Linked DNA regions of Homo sapiens: region 2 is linked to region 1. The links are chromatin loops, found by intact Hi-C in ENCODE. Cell type or tissue: CD14-positive monocyte. All regions are shown on one strand. Each heading gives the region's core, and the rest is flanking DNA. Links, peaks and the distances in the headings are about the cores only.

Region 1 (8,228 bases), core at 2,833-6,832:
AGTATCCATGCTTTGTTCCTTTTCAGTCCTTCAACTTGAATTTATGATGAGGTTTTGATGAATGGTTCCCTTCTCCCAGCCCTGCCCTCTTTGCATGTGTCTGCGTCTGTGATATCTTTGGTTTAATTATGCGGATGTGTCTCTTGTTAGAAAATTTATGTGATGACTGTTGTCAAGATCCAGGAGCCAGAACCAGGGGTTTGTGATCTAAACACCCTTGACTCCACTCTGCAGTACATCCAAAGTGAAGCTGGGAAGACCAGGTAGCTTATTAATTTAAGGCTCTATCAGGTTGAGAGTTTGAGAAAGTGTCAGCCCTGCAGTGAATTGCAGACATATGATGGGAACCAAGGATTTGAAGGACCAAGGCAAGATTAGGGGCAGAGGTAAGGGAGCATGGATAGAGATGAATGGGAGAGAGAAGATGGGGATGGATGGGTGAGTGTATTTATGGTATTCGCATAGATAGAACCATACAATTTGGACCTTTGCCATCCAGAGACTGCTGGCACCATCCAATAAACTTGGTTAAATTCACTCACGTCTTGACTTTCCAACTCAATTTTTTTTTCAAAAATAGAGGCAGGGTCTCTCTATATTGACCAGGATGGTCTTGAGCTCTGGACTTAAGTGATCCTCCCACCTTGGCCTCTCAAAGCACTGGGATTACAAGCATGAGCCATCATGCCCGGCCTCTAACTAGATCATACATTCTTTGAATTCAAATCTATTCTAGTTATTTCTTGCTGTGTAACAAATCACCCCCAAATTCAGTGGCTTAATGCAACAAAAGTCATTTCACTATCTGTCATTGTTTCTGTGGGTCAGGAATTTGGGACAGTCTCATCTGGACAGTTCTGGCCAGTGGTCTCATTTAATTGCAACCAGACAGTGGTTGAAGCAGCTGAAGACTGGCAGGACATCTTTCTTCAAGTAGGTTCAGGGCTTCTCTATCTAGGGGAGTTTGAGCTTCCTCACAGCATGGCGGACTTGTGGGCAGCCAGACTGCCTCCATGGCCGCAAACTTCAGAAGGGAGTATTCCAAAGTAAGGGGACAGTGGCATTGTTTGCTATGACCTTTCTGCTATATTTTATTGGTCAAAACAGGTGCAAAAGCTCACTTAATTTCAAAGGAAAGGGACATAGACGGCACCTCTTGATGGAAGGAATGTAAAGGTTACGTTGTAACAAGTGCTCCTAGGATGGGAGAGCCCTTGGTGGCCATATTGGAATACATGCCTTCACAAGACTTAACCTTTCCTATCTGTTTATTGATTATTCATTTTTTTTACCTCTCCCATAGTTCCTATCATTGAGCTACCATTACCAGAAGTGCTCTATGGGTGCTGACAACCTAATGCAATTCAATGCAACAAATTATTTATTGATTCATTTTACAAATTGCTCATTGAGCACATACTAGTGCCAGGTACTGAATCAGGCACAGGGGATACCATAGTGGGCAATTCTGCCTGTCCTCATGGATCCTATCACCTACTGAAAGAGATGTGCCACTGATTATTGAATAATCAAAGAAATATTATATGTTAGGACTGTATTAATCTGTTCTTATGCTGCTAATAAAGACATACCCAAGACTGGGTACTTTATAAAAGAAAGAGGTTTAATGGACTCACAGTTCCACATGGCTGAGGAGGCCTCACAATCATGGCAGAGAGCAAAGGAGAAGCAAAGGCAGGTCTTACAAGGCAGCCGGCAAGAGAGAGCAAGTGCAGGGGAACTCCCATGTATAAAACCATCAGATCTTGGGAGGCCGAAGCGGGCGGATCATGAGGTCAGGAGATCGAGACCATCCTGGCTAACACAGTGAAACCCCATCTCTACTAAAAATACGAAAAATCAGCCAGGCATGGTGGTGGGCGCCTGCAGTCCCAGCTACTTGGGAGGCTGAGGCGGGAGAATCGCTTGAACCCAGGAGGAGGAGCTTGCGGTGAGCCAAGATCGCGCCACTGCACTCCAGCCTGGGCAACAGAGCAAGACTCCATCTCAAAAAAAAAAAAAAAAAAAAAAAAAAAACAACCATCAGGTCTCATGAGACTTATCCACTACACAAGAACAGTGTGGGGGAAACTGGCCCCATGATTCAGCTATCTCCACCTGGCCCCACCTTGACACGTGGGGATTACTCCAATTCAAGGTGACATTTGGGTGGAGACACAACCAAACCATATCAGGAATAAACTATAGGAAGGAAGAAAACCATGGGGTTCTGGCCGGGCACAGTGGCTCACACCTGTAATACCAGCACTTTGGGAGGCCAAGGCAAGAGGATCAACTGAGGTCAGTAGTTCAAGACCAGCCTGGCCAACATGGCAAAACCCCATCTCTACTAAAAGTACAAAAATTAGCCGGGTGTGGTGGCAGGCGCCTGTAATCCCCCAGCTACTCGGGCGGCTGAGGCAGGAGAATCACTTGAACCTGGGAGGTGGAGGTTGCAGTGAGCCGAGATCATGCCACTGCACTCCAGCCTGGTGACAGAGCGAGACTTCATCTCAAAAGAGATGGAGACTCCATCTCAAAAAGTAATAATAATAATAATGAAGCTCTAAGTTAAGTGCTTAGGAGGGCATGGAGCTGGTCACAGAGAGGGCTGGGCAGAGCCAGAGACAGCTTTCCTGAGGAACCCACTTAAGGATGGAGATTAAGAGTTATGAGTTATGTGCCAGGCAGGGGCACTGAAGGAAGGCCAGGAAGGCCTGGGCATCAGCAGCCAGAGTGCACAGGGCTGGCTGACAGGCAGATGTCCTGTGCTGGTGAAGATGCTGAAATCGTGACTCATGGGAAGCCTACTCTTTCTCATGGGGGACTGGGGAAGTGTGTCTGTCAAGGCTCAGCCTGGAAAGTAAATGCCACTCCAGGTATTTAGGAGACCAAAACGTTTATTAGAGGGAAATAGAGGCTTGGAAAGTGGCAGTCAGGAGGGCTGCTTCAAGAAATGACAGAGCATGGGCATCCCGAGGAAGGGTCTCATGACATTCTCAGCAGCTAGTGGCACCAGTGAAATGGGTGAGCTCAGGAAGGTGACTCGGGAATGATGAATGTTGCTGCCAAGCGAATTCAGTGCTGCTGGATAATGATGGCTTCTTCTGCTCTTCTCTCTTCCAAATGCCATGCCAGTGCCTCGCAAGGTACAATCTAACTCAGCGCCATACTGGCAAAGCATCTGGGGGCACAAAGCCCCTGAGCTTGATGTTCCTGCATGTCTTGGATCATAGCCAGGGCCAGGACTAGGGTGGAGTGCAGGAGGCTCCTAGGGTGTAGAATGTAAGGAGACACTCTCAAGTGGCCCCTACACTTGCATGACCCTGAGAGTAACTGGCTCCTGAAAGCTTGCACCCTAGTCCCAGACCTGTATAAGATGAATTTGGAACTGCATTCTGACTGGTGGTGGCAACCCTCAGCAAAAACTTCTGGGTCAAGAAAGGATCTATGGAGAGAGCCATGTCTAAGCTAAGACTAGAGTTACCTGGGTGGAGGGAAGATGTATTCCAAGAAAAGATAATAGCATGTAGAAAATCCTAGAGACCTTCGGCCGGGCACGGTGGCTCACACCTGTAATCCCAGCACTTTGGGAGGCTGAGGCAGGCGGATTGCTTGAGCTCAGGAGTTTGCGACCAGCCTGCGCCACAGGGTGAAACCGCGTCTCTACTAAAATACAAAAAAATTAGCCGGGCGTGGCGGCGGGCGCCTGTAGCCCCAGCTACTTGGGAGGCTGAGGCAGGAGAACTGCTTGAGCCTGGGAGGCGGAGGTGGCAATGAGCCGAGATTGTGCCACTGCACTCCAGCCTGGGTGACAGAGTAAGACTCCATCTCAAAAAAAAAAAAAAAAAAAAAAGAAAGAAAAGAAAATCCTAGAGACCTTCAAGCGCCTGGCTCAGTAGCAGGATTGAATGACAGAAGTCATTGTAACAAGATGATGAGTTCTTCTAGCATTTGCTTGTGTCTTCTAAATGTTTTGGGTACAGACTGGTATTCTTCTGGGTCCTGGTGAGTGACACCGTGGGATTGCAGAACCACACGCTAACCATGAAGAATTGGGTGGAGCAAGGTAAAGTTGAAGGAGACCCATCAGTTCCAGAAAAAATGGCTCAGGCTACAGCCTGACGGGGCTACAAGGCTACAACCAGGGACTCTCAGCCTCAGTTAGAGCAGAAATGAGGAAAAATGGGAGACAGAAGATGCTTTTTATATACGAGAGGGGGTTCAATTCTGTGGTACCAACCACTTCTTTTTTTTTTCTTTCTTTCTTTGTTTTTTCTTTCTTTCTTTTTTTTTTCCAGACAGTTTCGCTCTTATGGCCTAGGCTGGAGTGTGATGGCGTGATCTCGGCTCACCACAACCTCCGCCTCCCGGGTTCAAGCGATTCTCCTGCCTCAGCCTCCTGAGTAGCTGGGATTATAGGCATGCGCCACCACGCCCGGCTAATTTTGTGTTTTTAGTAGAGATGGGGGTTTCTCCATGTTGGTCAGGCTGGTCTCAAACTCCTGACCTCAGGTGATCAGCCCACCTTGGCCTCCCAAAGTACTGGGATTACAGGCGTGAGACACTGTGCCCGGCCGGTACCAACCATTTCTAATCATGATTACTAAACACCACCCTGGTCCAGCGCACCCTAATCTCTCACTTGCATCAGAACAACAGCCTCTTAATGGCCTCCCCACCTCTGCCCCTGCCCTCTACTGCAGGGGTCCCCAACCCTCGGCCCCGGACCAGTACCAGTCCATGGCTTGTTAGGAACTGGGCTGGCCACGCAACAGGAGGTGAGCAGTGAGCAAGCCAGCGAGGCTTCATCTGCCAGGGCTTCTGATTTTGCAAGAGAAATCACATGTCTGGATTTTTATGTCAAATCCAACGCTTATGTATTGGCAAGTAAAGTTTTTCTTTAACATGGAGCTGGCCAAATAAATTAGAGGCACCAAATCTCTCATTTGTGGCCCCTGGTTTTGTGGAAAGGAGTGGTGCCACATTTGGAAAGTGGACTCCAAAGTCTGATGATGAGGCCCTAAGAGTCTTGCGTGGAGTGGGGGTGGGAGGTGGGGCCCGCAGCCCCCAACCTGGGCCTCTGGTTTACATGCCCGGCCACGGCCACTAGGGGGAGCTCAAGGCTTCCTCCCCTCTGATCACACCTGGGCAACTCTGCATCCCCTAGGAGCCAACAGCCAGGAACTCAGTCGCTCTGCAGGGCGAGGGGAGGTGCACAAGCAAAGTGGCCCAAGACTCTCAGGCCCACATGGCAACTTCTCTTTGGACTTCCCTTGGGATTTCTCTTGGGAGCTCCCTGTGTTGGAATTGTTCTGGCTCCTCTAGTTGTATTCCTGCCTCTCAGACCCTTGGTATCCAGATGCACTTGAGCAGCGTCCACCTGCAATAGCCAAGCAGGAACAGGCCAGGAGGAGAGGAAGGGAGCAGGAAGGCCCAAGCTGGGGTTATGACCAGAAGCTTCAGCACACACACTGGGGAGGACTGAATATCTGTTTCCTTAACCAACATTGGAGGACAGGCAGCTTATCAAGAATAGGGGGACTTGGAGGTGGGCGCACTGGCTCACACCAGTAATCCTACCACTTTGGGAGGCAGAAGTGGGCAGATCATCTGGGGTCAGGAGTTCAAGACCAGCCTGGCCAACATGTCGAAACTCCATCTTTACTGCAAATATAAAAATTAGCCAGGCGTGGTGGTGCATGCCTGTAGTCCCAGCTACTCGAGAGGCTGAGGCAGGAGAATTGCTGGAATCTAGGAGGCAGAGGTTGCAATGGGCTGAGATCATGCCACTGCACTCCAGCCTAGGCAACAGAGCAAGACTCCTTCCCAGGCAACAGAGCAAGACTCCTTCCCAAAAACAAAAACAACACCAAAAAAAGAATAGTGGGACTTGGCGACCGGGACTACTATGATCTGAATGTTTGTGCCTCTCCAAAATTCATGTGTTGAAACCTAACCCTCAATGTGTTGGTATTAAGAGGTGGGGCCTTTAGGAGGTGATTAGGTGATTAGGAGGTGAATGAGGTTGGTGCCTTTATAAAAGAGACTTGAAGGAGCTTGTTCGCCTTCCTCACCATATGAGGAAACACAGAAGGTGCCTTCTATGAGGGATGGGCCCTCACCAGACACTGAGTCTACTGGCACCTTGATCCTGGGCTTCCAGCCTCCAAAATGTGAGACAGAAACATCTTTTGTTTATAAATTACTCAGTCTGTGGCATTTTGTGACAGAGACTTGAACAGGCTAAGACATGGCCCAGTATCCTCTGTCTCATAGTTACTAATGCTCTCAGGAGGGAGGTGGTATCTCTGTTTTTGTAGACAAGGACAACAGACTTGGAGAAATGACAAACCCAAGGCCACATAGCTGTGAGTGGTGGGATTTCGTTGGAACCCAGGGCTGTGTTATGCAGGAAACTGCGTTCTGTCTACTCCACAGCTCAGCCCAGGAAAGAATGCCTAAGTGAACCATAAAAGCACAGGGTCACACCCGTGGTACTAGAAGGGAACTTTAAAGTCACTGAATTTGATGTCCCTTCAGACCTGACACCCTTCTTTATTGCTTCTAACTATTGGTCACTAGTGAAAACTCTCATGAATAAAACCAGCAAGGTTTCCCTCCCCTCCTGGCTGTCACCCACTTGGATTAGAATTTTTGTCTCTCTCTGTCTCTCCCCAGCCTGTGGGGCCTGACCACTGATAGCTTTGTCCCCTCTCCTTGAGAAGGTCTGCTCTGTGTTTGACTAAAGACCCCATTACAGAAATGAAACCCTCCTAGCTTCTCTAACAATGCATCTTTTATTTAAAAAGACCCCATTTAGCAAAAAGACCCTATGCTGGGATTTGAATCAAAGATCAGGAGAAGCAGAAGCCGGGAGCAAAAATGATGCGCTCCTTTGTTGTCGATCAGAGCCAGGCCCAGGAGGAGCATGTTAAAGAAAGGTTGTCAGGCCACAACTTTGGGGCACCTTGAACCAGCTTCCCTGCAAAGGTTCTCCGGACATTGTTCTGAGAAAGAGTGAGCTGCCCCCCAGCTTCCTCTCCTCACCAGCTGCAGACTGGCATCCCTGTCTCCCGGAGCTCTCTGGTTCCTTTGGTCTCCTCTTGTCTGCTTGGCCAAAAGAGACATCACTCACTGGTGCCATGAAGTCAGAGCAACAACAGGCCTGTGCAGATGTGCAGAGGGTGGGCGGTGCACGTGGGGGTGGGGAGCAAGCCTGGGTGTCATCAAAGCTGATGCTGATATGAGATTTAGTTCCTCTCTCCCACTCACTTCATTTGCACACTTTAACGCAACTTGCTGAATTACATGAGTTCAGTTGATAAGCCCTCCCTCCAGAAAGTCTTCCAAGAGAAAGCTACTCACTGTGAATGCACTAATCAGATCCAGCAAGAAGTTATTACAGCACCTTTCCCTGAAATGCGATAATCCCGTTTCTAATTTACTTATTATGCAATAAGAAAATGCCTTCGTTAATTTCATGAGAAAAGCACATTAACCTACTTACAGATCTCATGTTTCTTCATGAAATCATGAATAGCATCAGTTCCCTTTAATAAATGGAATGCTTAAAGAAAATCAAGAATAATTACTTTGTTTATTAACATTTGGTGATTCACATTTCAAAAGCAATTTCAATAAATACAGTGTGAATCTGAAATGGGGCCTTAAGCTAGTGATCCGCATGGAGTAAAACAATGTTCCTTTGAACCCGGGGCAATTTAAAATTCGTGTTTTCTAAGGTGTGTGTATCACCAATGTATGCACCAGTGATTCAAATTATGTCCAAGAATCCAAGGTTATGGTGAATGCATCCATTTTTTTTGTGTTTACTCTTCAAGGACAAGTGTTTTTGTGTTTACTCTTCAAGGACAACAGGAACCTGCCTGGAGTGCATGGTCCTTTTTTTTCTTTTTCTTTTTCTTTCTTTCTTTTTTTTTTTTTGAGATGGACTCTTGCTTTGTCACCCAGGCTGCAGTGCAGTGGTGCGATCACGGCTCACTGCAACCTCCACCTCCAGGGTTCAAGCCATTCCTCTTGCCTCAGCCTCCCAAGTAGCTGGGACTACAGACGCGTGCCACCACGCCCAGCTAATTTTTGTATTTTTAATAGAGACGGGGTTTCACCATGTTGGTCAGGATGGTCTCGATCTCTTGACCTCGTGATCTGCCTGCCTCAGCCTCCCAAAGTGCTGGGATTACAGGCGTGAGCCACTGCACCCGGAC
Region 2 (8,228 bases), core at 2,636-6,635, 54 kb after region 1:
CCATCTGAGAAGGCTGGAGGGCAGCAGTGAGAAGGTAACACCTCCATAGGAGCAGACACAGTCTCCATTAACCTGGTCCTTAGTAAATATCTCTTGGGTTTCCACCGAGCCAGGGACCCCACACATGGCGTCAGCAGCATCCTCTCCACACCTGATCTCCACTGGCTCCCCATTGCTTGAAGTGTCAAGACACTCCTCATCTGGACCTTGCACAAATATGGACCCTGTACAAACTGCACCTGGCCTCACTCCTTCTCCAGCCTCCTTACTTTCCCTCTCCTGGGGAGCGGGAAGCAACCTGACACCTCTGTGCCTTTGCTCGGCTGCAGCTTCTGTCTAGAGGCCCTTCTCATCCCTGTCGAGGGAATGATGATCTTTTATCAAGATCCAGCCCATGGACCCCTTCCTCTGTGTGGCCTTTGCTCTCCCCCAGGCAGAGTCCTTTCTTCTGCTGGCTTGCATGGGGATCTCCTGCTGGGATGGCACCAACCACATGGGACTGCGATGCCTTATTTATTTGACTGTTTCCTCCATTACACTCTGAGCTCTGCAGGGCCAGGAACGCCACTTCCTAAACTTTTGTAACTACTCTGGTCTGGCATGGTGCTTGGTGTCTCTGAAGTCTGGCTCAGTAAGTATTTGATGACTGGATGGGTGAATCAAAGAGGATAAAGGGAGAGCTTGCCTTAAGAACTGGGGACATCTTGTCTGATTTTGGCTCACGGCTTAACCAGCTTGGGGTCACGGACGGCCAAGGTTAGAAGGAGTATAGCCAGGTCATCTTGGAGTGCTGACTATTAAGGGAAGGCCACTGGCTCCTGGAGAACAAGGCCATTGAGCCCCAGGCCAGGACTCCCAGGATTGGCAAGTGAAAGGCAGCTGGATGCTTGGAGTGGTCCTCTCTCCTCATCTCCTTCTCAGTAGGGCTGCTGCAGGGACAGCTGGGTGTAGCTGAGGGCCCTGGGTTTTAACTACGGTACCTTCCAACACCCCTTCCACAGAGTTATTGGCTCTTTGGCCTTGCAATGTTCATGTAAGATCTCTGACCTTCAGTTTTTTCAGCTGTCAAAAGGGTGGTGACACCCATTCTGCTGCCCATTCAGGGTGACTAGAAGGATTTTGAGGATGACTGGAAGGATTTTGAAGGTGATGGTGGCTGTGTACGGGATTTGAAGTTTACGGGTGATGAATGCAAGCGGTGCTAAGAGACGCTGTGCAGGGAGGAGAGTGGGGGAGTCTCTCCCCAGCTCTTGCACCCAGCTGTCCCGACTCAACCAGGTGGCTTGGTCTAACCCCTCACCTCTCTGCTGTGGTCATCCTTTCTCCTCTGGCCTCTTTGAAGTTGCTTCTGAGGCCTCCTCCTAAGACCTCCTCCCTGTCCCTGCTATCCGATTAGGAAAGCTGTTGGAATTCTTGGCCCAGACAAGCTTTAATCATTTGCAGTAAGAGCTCTGTTGCCTCCTTCATCCTTCCCTGCCTTCAGTTAAGCCCCTCTAAGGCTCGAGGTGTGTTCTCAACCCTGGGATATAGCCGAGAATGAGATGGAGTGGACAGGACTCAGGGGTCCCTAGGATCAGAGGGTTCATTGTCCGTGGGGAACCAGACCGAGTGATAACGGGGATGTGCCCAGCACAGTGAGGGGCCCCAGGGGACAGTCAGGGCTGTGGGAGTGCTCAAGAATACCATGGGCTGAGTTTGGACCCACTCCCCACTCGTATTTGAAGTCCCAACCCCTAGTACCTCAGAATGTGACTGCATGTGGAGAAAGAGTCTTTAAAGAGGTAAGTTAAAATGCATGGCCAGCTGTAGTAGCTCATGCCTGTAATCCTAACCCTTTGGGAGGCCAAGACAGGAGGATCACTTAAGGCCAGGAGTTGAAGACAAGCCTGGGCAACATGGTGAGACCTTGGCTCTACAAAGTACAAATAAAAAGAAAAAGAATTTTTGACCACACTGTTGTAGGTCAAGGAAAATAACTAACTAACTAACTAACTAACTAAATAAAATGCGGTCATTAGGGTGGGCCCTCATCCTGTATGACTGGTGTCCTTTTAAGAAAGGGAAATGAGGACACAGATACACACAGAGGGAAAACCGTGTGAAGACATAGGGAGAAGACGGCTGTTTGTAAGCCAGTGGGGAGAAGCCTTACAAGCAACCTTGAGCTTGGATTCCCAGCTTCTAGAACTGTGAGGAAATAAATTTCAGTGGTTTAAGCCACCCAGTCTATGATTCTTTTTTGTGGCAGCCCCAGCAAACTCACACAAGCCCCTTACCCTGGGCTTGGGTAGGCAACTTATTTACATAGTTCCACATGGGATCAAAACCTTGAAAAAACATAGGGACCTAGGGACAGTTTGCTTGTCCCATTTTTCTTACTAACATGTATTCCTAGCTGAAGGGTTATATAGTTCACTTCTTTACCTTATTATCATTAGAATGTGAACTCCAGGCCGCGCGTGGTGGCTCGTGCCCATAATCCCAACACTTTGGGAGGCCGAGGCAGGAGCATCACTTGAGCCCAGGATTTCGAGACCAGCCTGGGCAACATAGTGAGACCCCCATCTCTATAGAAAATAAAAAATTAGCCAGGCGTGGTGGCATGCACGTGTGGTCCCAGCTACTCGGAAGTCTAATGTGGGAGTATCGCTTGAGTCCAGGAGGCCGAGGCTGCAGTGAGCTGTGATTGTGCCACTGCACTCCAGCCTGGGTGACAGAGTGAGACCCTGTCTCAGAGAAAGGAATGTGAGCTGCATGAGGGCAGAGCTGCATCAGGTCAAAGCCCGTGAAGGCACTGGCACGTGTCTTTTGGAAGAATTCTGTCTGAACCTGGGGCCTGAAGTCAAATTCCTCACTCTGGGCTTCAATCCAGAATTGTTTTTTATTTTTTTTAATTATTTTTTTTGATACGGAGTCTCGCTCTGCCGCCCAGGCTGGAGTGCAGTGGTGCGATCTCAGCTCACTGCAAGCTCCGCCTCCTGGGTTCACGCCATTCTCCTGCCTCGGCCTCCCGAGTAGCTGGGACTACAGGCGCCCGCCACTGCGCCCGGCTAATTTTTTGTATTTTTAGTAGAGACGGGGTTTCACCATGTTAGCCAGGATGGTCTCCATCTCCTGACCTCGTGATCCGCCCGTCTCGGCCTCCCAGAGTGCTGGGATTATAGATGTGAGCCACCGCGCCTGGCCAGAATTTTTAATTAAAATAGCTGGTTTTCTGCATCCAGGTCTCTGTTTAGTGCTCACCCTGCAAGGTGAGTTGCTGTTTGTTCTACAGACTGCATCCCCTATATCCCTCTAATCTCTACTCAGTCCCCAAATGTGATTAACATGTGTTAAAAATCAGAGAAGAAAGATTCCTTTATTAGCTTTTGTTTACACTGGGTGAATTGAGCCACAGACTATATTACACTAAGTCCTAGCAGCCTATGAGTTTGAACGTTGTCACCCTCCAGAGGGTTTGCTTAATGAGGCCAGGGATTCCATCATTAGTGTCCTGAAACGCCTATGACAGTGCCTGGCCCAGGGTTGGGCACTTACTCATGTTATTCACTTATTCATATGTGGGAATGAACAGTTCAGCCAGTATAAAGGACAGGTGAGTACACACCAAGGAGATCTTCAGGGAGAGATCAGCTGGTTTTCCTGTGAAGATGTCAGCTTCATCCCTCCACCGTCTCCCTGTGCTCATGGCTCTGTTCCCTTTCCAGGCTGCTGCTGCTGGTTCTTTGGGTCTGCAGCCACCTCCCACCCCCATGAAGGGCAAACCCAGCATTATGTTACCTCCTCAGTATAAAAGGAGAGAGGGTCTCTTTTTTTTTCTTTTTTTTTTGAGACGGAGTCTAGCTCTGTCCCCCAGGCTGCAGTGCAGTGGCACGATCTCGGCTCACTACAAGCTCCCCCTCCCGCATTCACGCCATTCTCTTGCCTCAGCCTCCCCAGTAGCTGGGACTACTGGCACCCGCTGCCACACCCGGCTAATTTTTTGTATTTTTAGTAGAGACGGGGTTTCACCGTGTTAGCCAGGATGGTCTTGATCTCCTGACCTTGTGATCCGCCCATCTCTGCCTACCAAAGTGCTGGAATTATAGGCGTGAGCCACCGCGCCTGGCCGAGAGAGGGTCTCTTTTTATACCTCAGAGCTCCTCGGGTCCCTGATTTCGGGAAACTCATTACTTACCTAGGAATCATTCCTCCTTCTCTTCATTTTTTTTCTCTCCCTCTTCCCCGCCTCCCCTTCTACTTTTAAAAAAAGTTGTGTTAAAATTCACATAACATGAAATTCACCATTTTAATGTTCAGTGGCATTTGGTACATTCACAGTGTTATACAGCCACCACCATTATCCAGTTCCAGAAGTTTCATCATCCCGAAAGTAACCCATACTCATTAAGCAGCCACTCCCCATTCTCCTCCCTTCGCCCGCCCCCAGCATCAGGCGACCACTCATCTGTTTTCTGGTTCTATGCATCTGCCTATTCTAGGTGTTTCACAGAAATGGAATCAGAATGGGTGGACTTCGTATTTGGTTTATTTCCGTTGACATGATGTCTTCAGGGTTCATTTGCGTAGTGACGTGTATCAGTACTTCATTGCTTTTCATGACTGAATAATACTCCATTGCATGGATATACCACATTTGTTTATCCATCCATCAGTTGATGGACACTTGGCTAGTTCCCATGTTTTGGCTGTTGTGAATAACACCATCCACTTCTTTTTCTGGTCTTCAGTTCTGCCTCCAGATGCTGAATCTTTAGTCTTTTGTTGAGACTGCATGGGTTACTGGCAATGGAAAAGGCACTTGAGAAATAAGAAGGTAGGCAGTGAGGGGCTCTGGCTACAAAGCGCTTCATTAAAGTCTGTCAAGCCTTAGTTTGCTCATTTCCTAAATGGGTGTAAAATTCCCTGCCTTGCTTACTCAGCCCTGCAGAATGTTGTAAGAGGCGCAAGCCACAGAATGTGAGGTTAAGCCCTTCCTAAGCTATAAAGTCAGATGTCAAGTGATAGTTCTGTATGTTCCTCATTTTTTCTTTGATTGTCTCCCTTTCTGTTTCTTTTTTTTTCTTCTTCTTTTTTTTTAATCTGCTTCCTCATTTCTCCTTTTGCTAATTGCTCCATTTGAATTCTGTTTTCCTTTCTTCTTTCCTCTGCTTTCAGCTGGCCTGGGGGCAAAGTTGAGAGCAATACAGAGTGTTATGCACAGTGCTGTGCTGGAGGTGAACAAGATGATTGGCTGCCCCCTGGGGAATCCTTGGGCAGGGCCGGACATGCGGCAGAGGAAGGAGGTTAGCTGCACTGGCTGGTGGGTGATGAGGTGAAGTCAACCAGGACTGGACCTGAGGAGTGGAATGAGGGCTGCCATGGCAGGCCATCCTATCTGGCTTAGATTTAGAGACTTCTTTTACACATAGCTTTGAGGTCTTTTGCAGTCCAGGAAGTAGCCAGATTGATGGGTAGTTAGGCAGATATTAGAATCCAAACAAGCAGACCCGAGGGACACTTAGGGGAAAGCAGCAGATGGAGGTGTATGCTTTTCTTAGTATGTTGCTTTTGCGAATGCTAGATCATCCGCTGTCCTGTGTGTGCTGTTTTCCCAGCTGAACTTGAAGCTTCTTGAAGACAAAAGTGATGACAGTCTTTTATTTTTGTGCTTGCTCCTGGTGCCCCTCAGAGAGTTCTGAACTTAAGTGGCATTTCCTGTGTGTGTTGAAACGTCACTTGTTTAGTCCTATAGCGGTTACAGAGGGCTTTCATGCAGGATTTCTCATGTAATCTTATCAACAGCCTGGCGAGGTGGATTCCATTTCTCAGATAAAGGCTCAGAGAGGTCAAAGAATTTGCTCAGGACACACAACCAATCAGAGGTTTCAACACTGCTTAGGACCAGCGTTCTTCACTGCTTCACCCGTCCCTTACACGGACTGCCTGGTTTTTATGGCAGATAAGAAGCATGTGGCTGTGATTATTTAGGGAGATGGGAAATGAATCCTTATGCATTTGGATCTTGTTCATTTTCGAGATTTCTTCCCCCTAGCGTCTTAGAATTTTCAAGTCCAAAAGAAGTTCTGTAAAAGTTGCAGGTGGTCTTTCCTATTACTCAAGCACTGTAGATTCCTTTTGTCTCAACAAACTTCAGAGACGCTTCAAGGGAAGCCGATTTCCTGCTAAATTGATGTGTTCCTCATTTGTTACCCGAAGACCTGATTTAAGGAGCTATTCTTGGTGACAGGCAGGGAGCCAGCTGTGAATGGGGTTCTGGGTTCGCTGTCAGAGCCCTGCTTGGACCAAGTTACTCAAAAGTCTGGCTCTGACTGGGTCTGGCAGGAGGGGCTGGTGTGTTGGAGTAAGCGAGCTTGGGGAAAGCTTGCCCGGAGGAAATTCGGTCAAGATGTTCAGTTTTAACACCTCTGGGTTTCTTCCAAACCAAAAGAGGAAAAGATTCTGACTGAAGGGATGAAGGAAGTTTTAGGATTTTCCATGAATGGAACTCAGAGCTTGAGGGATCCTGGATTCTTTGCGGCTCAAGTGAAGCTACAGAGAGAGAAATGGTGCCTGGGAGTTAGGAGGACTTTTGCCCTTGGCTGGGACTTAGGCAAATTGCTGAGCTTAGAAGACAATTGATCCCAGTGGTTCGCTGGCTCAGCCACAGAAAGTGCCAGCTGGCCTTTGAGTTGTTCAGGGATCTGTGATGGTATTTATGTGTGGCAGAGGGATACTTCTAAGCTCAGAGACCACCTCCGAGGTGACAGAGCTGCTGGGCAGAAGATGTAAGTTTAAAAGGCCACTTTCTTTCTCATTGGAACCTTTCAGCAGATTAACAAGATACGGGGCTCATTCACTGAACAAACGCTCGTTCAGTGCCAGCCGTGTGCAGGGCACAACCTGGAAAGTAGGAGATGTAGTAGTAGTAAAACCACAGACATCCTGACTTTATAGAGTTTACATTTTAGTTAGGGGTGACAGATAGCAAGGAAAACTAAGCAAACTGCATGGTGATCTAGAAAATGTGTCATTTTAAATGGGATGGGCAGAGAAGGTCTCATTAGGAGAGGGCATCTGTGCAAAGCCCTGGAAGATACGATGGAGTAAGCACGTGGATTGCTGAGAGAAGAGCATTCCAGCCAGAAAACAGAACAGCATGTGCAAAGGCCCTGAGGCCAGAGCATTCCTGGAGTGGTCAGGGAACAGCAAGGAGGTCAGTGTGGCTGGGGCAGAGTGAGTGTGTGTGGTGTGGGGAGTGTTGGAGATGGGGACAGAGAGGTGACCAGACTGAGGGGTGGGTGGGGCCAAAGCACGAGGGCTTTTGAGACCCTCACAAGGATCTGACATTTACCCTGAGTGTCAGGGGAGCCATTGAGCAGAGGAGTGACTTGAGCCAGCTGGATGTTTACAAGGATCACTCTGCTGCTCTCTTGGGAATGAATGATGGGGGGATGGAGGGGGGAGCAGAGGGTAGAAGGAGGGAGACAAGTAAGGTGGTTATTGCAGTAATATAAGCAAGAGCTGATGCTGGCTGTGACATGGCTGTCACCACTGGATTTTGGATGTATTTTGAGAGCGAGACCAATGGGATTTGGTAATGGGTTGCACGTATAAGGTTTGAGAGAGAACTCAAAGCGAGTTTCAAGGTTTTTGGCATAAGCAAATGGGAGGAAGGAGCTGGTTTGAAATGAGAAGGTGAGGAACGGAAGCAGCAGGTTTGGGGAGGAAATCAAGAGTTAAGTTTGAGATTCCTATATATGTTCAAGTAATGATAGTGAGTAGGCATTTGGAAAGAGGACTCTTAATTCAAGGTAGGTATAAATTTGAAGTCGTTATGGCGTAGATAGTCTTCAAGCCGCTGTACTGGATGAGATCACCTAAGGAGTGGGGTGGATGGAGAAGAGGTCTGGGGATGGGGCCTGGAGGCACCCCAAATTAAGAGGACTGGGCAGAGCAAGCCAACTGTAAAGGAGAAGGAGCAACCAAAGAGTGGGCGGAAAACCAGGAAACCAGACAGTTCTCCCTGGGTTCAGTGAAGGCAGCCATGGAGTCATCGGGACATTGACCTTATCTGCAGCTCTCAAGGAATGGAAAACCATCAGGGACCATCTGAGATATGGTCAAAGCCTCAGGGATGACGCACCCTTCCTGGTGTTGTTAGCATCTGTTTCATTACAAACAGCATAAACTGTAGCATGGCTGTGTTTGCCTGTCCGTAACCCCACCCAGACTTCACTGGCAGGCTT

The links. A loop is a pair of places that touch in the nucleus more often than their neighbours do. Peaks named below come from ENCODE experiments on the same cell type or tissue, not always from the same donor. Only the 100,000 strongest peaks of a DNase experiment are listed, where the experiment ranks them.
Region 2: it touches region 1 in a loop (2.4-fold over the local background); 1 of 110 quality-filtered maps calls a loop at or near these places.

Annotation. Positions count from the first base shown.
Region 1 is chr17:10,223,930-10,232,157 of GRCh38, reverse strand. No RefSeq gene overlaps it. Among named protein-coding and RNA genes, the nearest start is that of GAS7, 29 kb to the right of the region's middle. In CD14-positive monocyte, for the core only: CTCF peaks have their summits at 4,922 and 5,121 (motif pointing right); a DNase peak (open chromatin) is centred at 5,117.
Region 2 is chr17:10,169,369-10,177,596 of GRCh38, reverse strand. The region is part of intron 1 of GAS7 (growth arrest specific 7); the gene reads left to right. Among named protein-coding and RNA genes, the nearest start is that of GAS7, 25 kb to the left of the region's middle. RefSeq lists enhancers at 3,469-4,294, 5,122-5,947, 5,948-6,774. In CD14-positive monocyte, for the core only: no CTCF peak of the experiment used is centred there; DNase peaks (open chromatin) are centred at 3,486, 4,936, 5,726 and 6,186; H3K4me3 peaks cover 2,250 bases; H3K27ac peaks cover 3,409 bases.